Linked DNA regions of Mus musculus: region 1 is linked to region 2. The links are chromatin loops, found by intact Hi-C in ENCODE. Cell type or tissue: gastrocnemius. All regions are shown on one strand. Links, peaks and the distances in the headings refer to the core of each region. The heading gives the core; the rest is flanking DNA.

The links. A loop is a pair of places that touch in the nucleus more often than their neighbours do. Peaks named below come from ENCODE experiments on the same cell type or tissue, not always from the same donor. Only the 100,000 strongest peaks of a DNase experiment are listed, where the experiment ranks them.
Region 1: a loop joins it to region 2, with 15 times the contacts of the local background. A loop is called at or near these places in 42 of 42 quality-filtered maps.

The regions. Positions count from the first base shown.
Region 1 is chr2:167,892,375-167,897,748 of GRCm38, forward strand. No RefSeq gene overlaps it. Among named protein-coding and RNA genes, the nearest start is that of Gm33033, 17 kb to the left of the region's middle. In gastrocnemius, for the core only: a CTCF peak has its summit at 2,904; DNase peaks (open chromatin) are centred at 2,889 and 4,697; H3K4me3 peaks cover 500 bases.
Region 2 is chr2:167,682,713-167,688,086 of GRCm38, forward strand. No RefSeq gene overlaps it. Among named protein-coding and RNA genes, the nearest start is that of Cebpb, 3.5 kb to the right of the region's middle. In gastrocnemius, for the core only: a CTCF peak has its summit at 2,613 (motif pointing right); DNase peaks (open chromatin) are centred at 2,617, 3,889 and 5,193; H3K4me3 peaks cover 167 bases; H3K27ac peaks cover 2,309 bases.

The DNA.
Region 1 (5,374 bases), core at 54-5,053, 210 kb after region 2:
TCTGTAAAATGGAGCTGGAGCGGGTGGTTGGTCTTGTTGGCAGGATCTTCTTAAGATCGCATGGAGGGCCGGGCGTGGTGGCGCACGCCTTTAATTCCAGTACTCGGGAGGCAGAGGCAGGCGGATTTCTGAGTTCGAGGCCAGCCTGGTTTACAGAGTGAGTTCCAGGACAGCCAGGGCTATACCGAGAAACCCTGTCTCGAAACAAAAACAAAAAAACCCAAACAAACAAACAAAAAGACCCCGTGGAGGGTGGTGTGGATCAGATGCTGTGTTCGTCAGACGGCGTGCAGGGTGGTGTGGATCAGATGCTGTGTTCGTCAGACCCCGTGGAGGGTGGTGTGGATCAGATGCTGTGTTCGTCAGGGCGACTTGTCGTGGTCCATCTTGCTATGTCCTCAAGGATGACCTTGGACTTCTGACTTTCCTGTTACACCACTAAAAATCCTTAAACAGACAATAAATAAGTTTAGTGCAAAGGCACACTTAGAGAAGAGAGGGTGAACCGCCATGGCCCGTGAGGGTTCTGTCTTTGTTTCATACATATGCTTAAAACATGTACATTGCTAACATATGTGATGCCAAACTCTGCACTCCCTCAGCCCTAGTAAAGACCCCCCCAGCCCCGAGTAAACACACACCTGTCATGTCAGCCCTTGGGCTACAGAGCAAGCTCCTGTCTTAAAATAAACATTTAAGAAGCAATCCTGCCAAGCCGTCAGAAATACAACTGTTCGCTAGAAGTAGAGAAATAGGGAAAACAAACGAATAAACAAAACACTCGCCTCTCTACAGAAAAGCAAGGCAAATGGCCCACACATGCATCTCTTAGAGAGTATGTTTTCAAATTTATTTGGCCGGGAAGGGGCATGTGCAGGCCATGGTGTGTGTGTGTGTGTGTGTGTGTGTGTGTGTGTGTGTTGTCAAATGAGTCTGTTCTCTCCTTCCACCATACAGGTCCAGGGAATCGAACTCAAGTCATCAGGCTTGGTGGCAAGCTGCTTCACCCGTTGAGCCGCCTCACTGATCCTGGACACGCACTTTAAAACTCAAGCCCTAACATAAAATGATGAGTGCTCCAGGCTAGACCTTGTGGACAGTTATGTCCTCTACTGGCCAGGTGGAGATAGAGCCTGACTGTAGTGGGCCCGGGCTCCAGGCAGGAAAAACCAGGGCCTCCCTGGCATCTGGGCTGAATGTCTCTGAGTAGGTTCAACCTTAAACATTTAGACAATCATTGTGGAAGTTTCAAAAGCCTGTGTCCTGTGACGGACAGCAGAGTCTCTAGGAGTGCATCAGAGGGAACAGAGCAGTGGCTTGAGCGCACAGGCGATAATTGTGTGGTGTTTATTAGCTACAAAGCTTAGAAACAGCTATGGCCAGGCACCCATCGAGGTTCAAGTTTATGTTCGCACTGTGGAATGTGTGAAGCACGTTTTCCTGGTGTTGGTCTGGAGGGATCACCAAGGTGCATTGTTAAGAGGGGGAAAAAGAAAACAAACTTGCTCAGAACAGGGTGTGGAGCAACAGGGAGGACAGGAATCTGCTCACGTGCCTAGCACCTACCTCCTGGCTCTCTCAGCAACAATCCCTGAGACACAGTGACCACGAGGGTTTGCAGGAGGGGAGGTGGAGGAGAGGTACCGGGTCTGGCAGTCAGCAGACGCAGAGAACAACCCACTCTCTTTAGGCAGCCGAGTCCTAGCCCTCTAACTCAGTCTAGGGTAGAGTTGTGACTCTACACGTAGGAGCCATGCACTACAAAGTCAACACCCCCCCACCCTGGTCTCAGTTTCCTATTACAACATTTTCCCATATGTGTTCATTTCTTAGCTGATTTATTTTAAGATTAAAAGATTACGCCAGGCATGGTGGTGCATGCCTTTAATCCCAGCACTCAGGAGGCAGAGGCAAGAGGATCTCTGTGAGTTCGAGGTCAGTCTGGTCTACAAATCGGCAGGTTCCAGCACAGCCAGGGCTGTTGCACAGAGAAACCTTGTCTGGAAAAACCAGAAGAAGAAGAAAAAAACAATTTTAAAGAAATGACATTCTTTTATTTATTTATTTATTTGTGTGTATGTATGTATGCACACTCACACCACAGCATGTTTGTGAAGGTCAGCTTGCAGAAGCAGTCTCTTTCTACCATGTGTATCCCTGGGATCAAGTTTGTCCAGGTTGGCAGCAAGCACCTTTACCTACTGAGCTATCTTGCCAGCCCATGAAGATTTCAAAGAGAAATAAGAATAACATCATTGTCAGGAAGGCACTGCCTCAAGACCTGAGAGTGGGTAGTTTTCCTCCTCTTCCTCCTTCTCCTCTCCTCCCCCCTCCCCCTCCCCCCTCCCCCTCCTCCTCCTTCTCCTCTTCCTCCTCCTTGGAGCCAAGGATGTCTTCTATGAAGATCAAGCTGACCTTCAACTCTTGATTCTCATGCCTCAACCTCCTAGAGATTTCTAAATCAAAATAATAATGATTTTCAAAGTAGAGTTAAGTGACTAAAAAAAAACAACAACAAACTTTTGAAGTCTCCCAGGTGTTTGTTTGTTTGTTTTTGCCTAGTGTCTGTCTGAGACGGAGTACCTATTAAAATAACATGGATCCTACTGCCTCCTGCTGGGTGTCAGAACTCTTCGTGTGTCTGACTCAGTCCGAGGTGGAATTCTGTCTCCCATTTACTAGCTGGGACCCCTGAGGCTCTACAACTCCCTCAACCTCACTTCCCATCTATACAACACGAGGCGCGTAGAAATGCTGGGCGGCTCGTGAGCATCAAGGCTTCAGAAGCAACCTAACCTGGGAGACCGACCGACTGGATGAGCTTGGTTCAAACAGTGCGTCACCGGCTCCCTGGTACCCGCCCGCTCAGCAGCGCCTTCCGACCGCTGGGAAGGGGCGACACCTGGCGGGCGCGCCTGGAACTGCTCATGGACCGCAGTATCGTTCCGCAAATGCCCACCCGATCGATGTTCGTTCACGCGGGAACTTCGGGTGGGCCCAGCTCAGGGCGCACACCACAGCACACTCACTCACTCACTCACTCACTCACTCACTCACTCACTCACTCACTCACTCACTCACTCTCACTCACTCACTCACTCACTCACTCACTCTCACACACACTCGCATGGGAAGAGGGGCTGAGAAGCTCCCCCGCCCACTTCTCCTAGGGAATGTCTGAGGTTCCCGGGCCTGATAAGGATAGATCCCTGCAAGTGAACAAGGCTGATCCAATGAAGACATAACACTACAACAGGCCAAGAGCCCGGCTCCCATCGCAGACCATGTAGTAGATGGCGTGGCACAGGAGATTTTTACTAGGTGAGCTGAACTTCTGAACAGGATCTTCGGAAGCCATCCTTGGGTCTGACTCTTTTCTCTCTGTAGCAGCAATGGCTTGATGGAGTTGTGCTCCTGAGTCTGCGGCTGAACAGGGGTGGATGACACACAAACAGACGTGGCCCATCCCAGGACCAGCCAGTCATACAGTGGGTGTGGGTGCTCTTCTGTGACCCCAACATTTCAGAGGCTGAGGCTGAAGGGCCAGGAAGGAGTTCTAGGACAGCTACCAGCACCCCTAACAAGCTGCTGAGAATCTGGGGTCTCTTAGTGGCAGCAAAGCCCCAGCTGGGATGTTGTGCACAATGGAGTGAGGCGATTTCCTTTAAAAGCTAAATTCTTGGGCTGAAGAGACCACTCTGTATCTAAGACTACTTTTGGTTCTGCCAAAGGACTGGAGTCCAGTTCCCAGGACCCACTTGGCAGCATGTAACCATATGTAACTCCAGTTCCAGGGCATCGGATTTCCTCCTCTGATCTCCAAGAGCAACAACAACAACAACAACAACAACAACACACACACACACACAATCTAGAAACCAAACTCACTTGGGGCTAGGGAGATAACTTGGTTGGTAGAGGGTTTGTTCAGGCTAGCATGCACAAACCCCTAGGTTAGCTGGGGTGGACACACACACACGAGCAATGTAGTCAGGAGACTAGGAGTTCAACACCACATTATACTTTTTGGAGCATTCAGTGCCGACCTGAGAGCCTGTCTCAAAAATAAATATTTAAGTAAGGGAAAAATATGTGCTTTTAAAAGAAGAACGTGCCCTAGACATGGCAGCATACGTAGGAAAGACGGCAATGGGTGGAGAAACGGGACCAGCGTTTTAAGTGTGACGATCGTTACTCCCCGTTGCTGTGGTTCATGTTGGGATCTCCCAAACATTGTCCAGATCACAGCATAGACTCTGCCTGACTGCCACCTTGTATTTAATTTGCATTAAATGCTGTTCAGGGCTCTCTCCTGATATAACCTCTTGCATGGCCCCTCGTGGCCTCAAGATCAAGTCCACCCTCCTCATCTTCATCCACAAACCTTACCCTCGTCTGGTGCAAGAGCTGCTGGGAGTCAGAGTCTCCAGCCAAAAGCGATCTGAGTCCCCACATGTGGCTTCTTACATAATCAGCAAAATATTAATTAATGTCTACCCTAACCCTGATGACAATACCCCAGAGAAGAAATTTTAAAATAAGCGTTGTTGGCTCTAATCTGTTACTGTTGATAATGCAAAGGCCCCACATGTGTCTATTGCATTATCCAGCCATACGGCATAGCCCAAGCCAGAGACCGGCCAAGTGGGGCCTCCTGAAGTTGGCAGTCATGGTTAGATGCGATCCTGAAACCATATGGCACAGGCTCCTCCAGGGGGTGAGGAATGTGTTGTGTCCCAGAGTCCAAACTTTATGCTCTTCTGTGGTGCCTGGGGGGGCAGGAGCAGGGGAGATGGCTCGGGCAGTCAGCTGCCTGTCATGAACGCCCAAGAGCATGGGTTAAGCTTCTACAGCCCAGTAAAGGCTAGGTGTGGTGGCACAGTCTTGTAGTCTCAGGCCTGGGCAGGTGGTGACAATTGAACCCCTAGGGCCAGGTAGCCTAGCAGAAGGGACGGTCTCCTTCGAGAGACCCTGCCTCCAAAAACAAGGTGGGGAAGGGCTGGCAAGATGGCCCCATTGATAAAGGCACTTACCATGCAAGCCTGGTACCTAAGCTAAGTACCTCGGAACCCACACAAAGGTGGAAAAGAAGAACAAACTCCACACAGGCCCTGTGGCACGCACGGAGACACCCATGACAACACCTTTCTCTGCACCTCATGACAGGATCATGGGGAGGCCCACTGCTGGTTAGCATTTCCCAGCAGCTCTTGCCTCGAGGATTTGCCCCATGACTAAGGTATGGTGATAGGATGTGTGTAGAACACAGGACCCCAAAGCGTGATTACCAACCTCTGAAACCTTTGAGATGCAGGCCTCACCCTCACCCCACCCCCATACACACCCCATCCCCCAGGCATCCATCACATCTATC
Region 2 (5,374 bases), core at 227-5,226:
GAGCCATCTCACCAGCCCCCCTTCCTTCCTTTCTTAAGATTTATTTATTATTATATCTAAGTACACTGTAGCTGTCTTCAGATGCACCAGAAGAGGGCGTCAGATCTCATTACGGATGGCTGTGAGCCACCATGTGGTTGCTAGGATTTGAACTCTGGGCCTTCGGAAGAGCAGTCGGTGCTCTTAACCACTGAGCCATCTCTCCAGCCCCAGCTCCAACTTTCTAATGTCTCTCATTTAGAGCAGGAGCCTCCACCCTCCCCCAAAACTACAGCAGGTTTCCACCTTAGTGTTTTTTTCTTCAACTAACATGAGATCATAGAGGGGCTCAGTGGATAAGTGTGATGGTTTGTATGTGCTTGACTCAGGGAGTGGCACTATATGGAGGTGTGACCCTGTTGGAGTAGGTGTGACCCTGTTGGTGTGGGCTTAAAGACCCTCATCCTAGCTGCCTAGAAGCCAGTCAGTATTCTGCTAGCAGCCTTCAGATGAAGATGTAGAACTCTCAGCTCCTCCTGCACCATGCCTGCCTGGATGCTGCTATGCTCCCGCTCTGATGATAACGGACTGAACCTCTAAACCTATAAGGCAGCCCCAATTAAATGTTGCCCTTTATAAGAGCTGCCTCGATCATGGTGTCTGTTCACAGCAGCAAAACCCTAACTAAGGTGTTTAGAGTACTGGCTGCTTTTTCAGAGGACCTAGTTCGATTCCCAGCACCTGTATAGTGACTCACAACTATCTGTAACTCTAGCTGCAAGGAATTTGACACCCTCTTCTGACCTCTGCAGACACCAGGCATGCAGACAATCATGTAGGCAAAACACCCACACCACGCACTAAAACAAAACAAAAACGGAACACTAGAATGTACAGATAACTCTGGACCATTGCTACTCAGTACAGAGGTCACCAGCACAGGAGAGAACTTAAATATTAAACTTCAAGCTAAGTGTGGTGGCTCACACCTGCCATCCCAGTGGAGGCAAAGGAGGTCAAGGCTGCCCTGGGCCACATGGGACTGTCTCAAAAACAAACAAGAATGCCGTAGAAATGTTCTCAGTGGCACAAGCCAGGTCCCTGGGAGCCACATGTGGCTGCTGTGACACAGGGAGAGGCTGTTCCAGGCATACCAGAAAGTTCTGTCAGACAGCACTGCCCCAGTCCTCCCCCACAAAGCCACCTCATTCTTGTACATTCTCTGCAGGGACCACACCCCTGTGATGTCACTAGCGCTGGTGCGTGTCCACCTGTCTCTGAGTCTTTGCAAATGAACTGGTATTTCTAGGCCAGAGATAGCAAAAGATTATTTTATTTATTTATTTATTATTTATTTATTTATTTATTGAGTCAGGATTTCACTATTATAGGCCAGGCTGGTCTTGAACTCAGAGAGTTCTGGTGTTAAAGATGTGTGCCACCATGTGCTGAAACCTTGAACTTGAGCCTTCTGTGACCACCTCCTGGGATCACAGGCCCGAGTCACCATGCAGTTACTTAATGAGGTCATTTCTCTCTCATGCTTTGCAAAGAGGTTGCAAACTTGCTATGACATAGGCACTGGGGCTCACTCATTCTCCAGTGAGTGCTTTAGAAGAAAAGAACTGCGTCAGGACAGGGATAGTGGCACAGGAAGATATGGACGCTACGCAGGAGACATGGACCCCAGATGATCTCAGAAGACCCTGGAGGGAGGTGAGAGGCAGTCTGGGCTCTGTGACAAGATGGCTTCCTCATGGAACATTGTATTTGCACACTATCGAATCCAGTGGAGGGATGCTCTCTCTCTCTCTCTCTCTCTCTCTCTCTCTCTCACACACACACACACACACACACACACACACACACACACACATTTTGTCTTTTGACCAGGGTCTCACTATGTAGTAGCTAAGGCTGGCCTTGAAAACCCAAAGCAATCCCCCTGCCTCAGCTACGAAAAGCCACTAAGAGGAACAAGAATCTCCCACCAACAGACAAAGGAGCTCGACCTTTGTGTAGTCATTCACCAAACCTTTTCTGGCCATGGATTTGGACCCCAGAGACACAGCAGGCCACTGTGCTCGCTGTGTCAGGGAATCATGATGGTCTCCTGTCCAGTAGAGTCCTGGTCAGGTCCTCCCTGACTCCTGAATGTCTCTCCCTCCCTGGCCTGTGCCACAGACCACATCCCACTGGGAGCCAGAGGGGTCCCCTTAGAGGGTCTATCCTGTCTCCTGTCCCTCATTACAGCTGGTTATGTTATGTCTTTGATGGTCAGCAAGGCTGTTGGTGATATGGCCTCTAACAGAACACTGCAGGGGCGCAGCCTTTGTCTGGGCTCACTGCTTGGTATAGACCTACCGGCTGTGCCTCTCTCCACTCCCATCTGCAACGCTCAATATTCAGACCTCCCCCCCCCGCCCCCCAGCAGCGACCCAGTGTCTTCCCTATGTCCTGTGTCTCTAGCATCTGAACTAGTTAAAAAAGTTTGATGGACGGCTACACGAAGGCTGAGAGCCTCTTCCCATCCCGTGGACAGCTGTACCTCTTGTGGCATGCTCATGTCCCACAGTGCCAGGCTCTACTACTCAAAAAGATACTCAAGTCACTCCTGCAGTCCCAGGCCCTGCCACGAGATGGCAGCATGCACACAGGCAAGTTTCACAGACAGCTGGTATGCGGAGGAGGCCAATCTCGGACTGAAGACTGTTGATCACACTGGGGAAACTGAGGCCTGAGAGAGGAGGCCTGGTGGTTTCCCTCTCTGCTTATTTCCCTTAGTTGGGAATGAAACAAAGTGCTCTACCCCCCAGCAAAGCTCAGGCGTGGTGCACGGGCTCTGGGAGAAGTTGTGAGCCACTGAGGGCTGTCCTCAACAGCCTGCTGAGTAGCATTTCTAAGGCTTTGCCACCTTAAGCCCTGTGTGGGGCTGTAGGGAGGTGAGTCACCCCTACCTGTCAGGAGAAGGCCAACAGGGCCCAGAGACAGGATATCCCACATCCCTATGCTATATGCTGAAGGGTCACAGAAATGGCTGGAGCACCCTTGTAAGGAGGGTCCCTGGCTGTCCCATCTGTACTGAGTCACAGCTGCTGCTTGCAGGCTGGGGGTGAGGGTGGGGAGGAGGGGGCTCAGCTTCAGCTTCAGCCTCCTCCTCCTCCTGCAGATGGGCTAAGTCCTCCCACAGCAGAGTGTATACAACCCATACTGGAAATGCCTTAGCAACCATCACAGCCACAGCTACCACACCAGAGAGGCCAGTTCAGGGACCCAAGTTCAGAGGAAGAACTGGAAATTGGAAGCGCGGTGTGAAGTCTCTGGTTTTTACACATTAGGAATGAATTCACTTTAAAGGGACAGCTGGGGTCTGGTAGCACAGGCCTGTGATTCCAGCTGCTCTGGAGGTTGAAGTAGGAGGATCAAGGCCAGCCTGGGCAACTTGTCAACACCCTGTCTCAAAAGAATAAAAAAGAGGGCTGGGGTGTAGCTTGCTGGCAGAGCTGTGGCCAGTGTGGGCAAGGCCAGGGTCTCCCGACTACAGCACTGTCACAAGAAAAGAAAAGAAGAGAAGAGAAGAGAAGAGAAGAGAAGAGAAGAGAAGAGAAGAGAAGAGAAGAGAAGAGAAGAGAAGAGAAGAGGAAAGAAAAGAGGCACACCAGGCACACCAAGCACACCGCAGTAGTGCTGAGCTAACCCATTCTTGGTTGGTCTGGCCACACCAGAGACCTTTGCAGCCCAGGTTCCTCCAAACATGAGGTTGGGACAGGAAGCAGGGAAGGAACTGGGTCTGGATAGGGCTGTGCCAGCTGCTCGGGCCTGGTGGGGCCTCAGAGCCCTGAGGGAGGGCTGGCAGCCACAGCGAGGTGACAGGCATGGCCTATTGAGCAAAGAACCTGGGGAGAACAACGATCCTCTGGCCTCCCCGTGGGACAGCTGGGTCAGCCGTGGGTGGGTGAGCCTGGCAGGGAGGCTGCCATGGGGCCAGCTAGCCCAATCTGGAGGCCAGAGCGCCAAGCTCTGTGATGAGGTGGAGTCTGGTCTCCAGGGCCTGAGTCACCCCTTGAGTCCCCGTGTGACCCAAGTCACCTTTCTCTAGACTCAAGTTTACTGTTAGAGCTGATTATAACCCCAAGGCTTGGGAGACTTTCTCCACCGCCATTGCTTCAGTGTGACGACCCTGAGCTGACTCTTAGATCTCCTGAGCCCCGGTCTCCTAACCTGTGATCGCAAACAGTATGGCTCACCTCCCACAAATTATCAGGGGGATCAAACGAGTATAAAATATGGCTCAGAGACAGCAGAGGGCCGGCTAAGGTCACACAGCAGATGCTCGCGGTACTGAATAACCCTCCCCAGGTCTTGCTGTGTCTCCCCAGAACCCTGAAATGTTGGCAGGAAGCTAAGGCACAGAGCCAGTTTGCCCCAAGGCCACACCCAGCCAAAACAACGAGAGTAAAGAGAGAAGTTGGGCCATGGAGATGGCTCAGTGGTTTAAGGTAGTTACTACCAAGCCTGAAGACCTGAGTTCAATACCCAGGACCCATCTGCCAGGAGAGACCTGTGACAGTCAGCGAACCCCAAGTTCTGACCTTCACATGCAAGTTGTGGTGCACAGTAGATAGATAGATAGACAGACAGACAGACAGACAGATAGATAGACAGATCCCTCCCTGGAGGGGCTGACATGGGGGTGGGCAGCAGGGACAGAAGGATGACAGGCCAGGTGAGATGGGCTTTCAGGTCAGGAGTGTTGGGGGCCAGGGACCCAGGACTGGGCTCCTGGAGCAGGGTTGAGGGAACAGATAGTGTGCTCACTCTCTGCCTTCCTGGAGCCCAGTCTGAGGGGAAACTGAGGGAAAGAATACGTGCGTGCATGGCGACCTACAGGCAGGGAAGAATAGTCACCAGTGTTGGAGAAGGGAGGGCCCGTTAGTGAAGCCCCAACGTCCCACTTTACAGCCAGGCCTGGCTGGGTGGCCCTGGGGATGTCACCACGCCTCTCTGGGCCCTGATCCCTTCCTGGCCCAGAGGCTGCTGGGAAGGCCAGAAAGCCGCAGGCAGGCAGGGCTAGCGTCTTACCCTTTCCCTCCCTGCCCCCCACCCCCAAGGGCACAGGGAGATGTCATTTCTCCAGCTCTTGGGGGCGGAGGTCACCCCAGCTCAGCAGATAACACCGAAGGTTGAGCAACACCCCGCCAGCTTGCCGGGGCCAGGGCTGGGGTCAATGGGTCGGGGGTCAGCCCCTGACAGGTTGGCAGCTCCTGCTTGAGTGGCCCACCTAGGAGTGGCAGAAGGGTGGGCCCCAAGAGTTGCCCTGGGCGTCCTCAAAAGGGTCTCACCGGAGAGAGGCTGGTGATCCCAGCCCATTCAAGTGCACGGGGTGGAGGGGTTG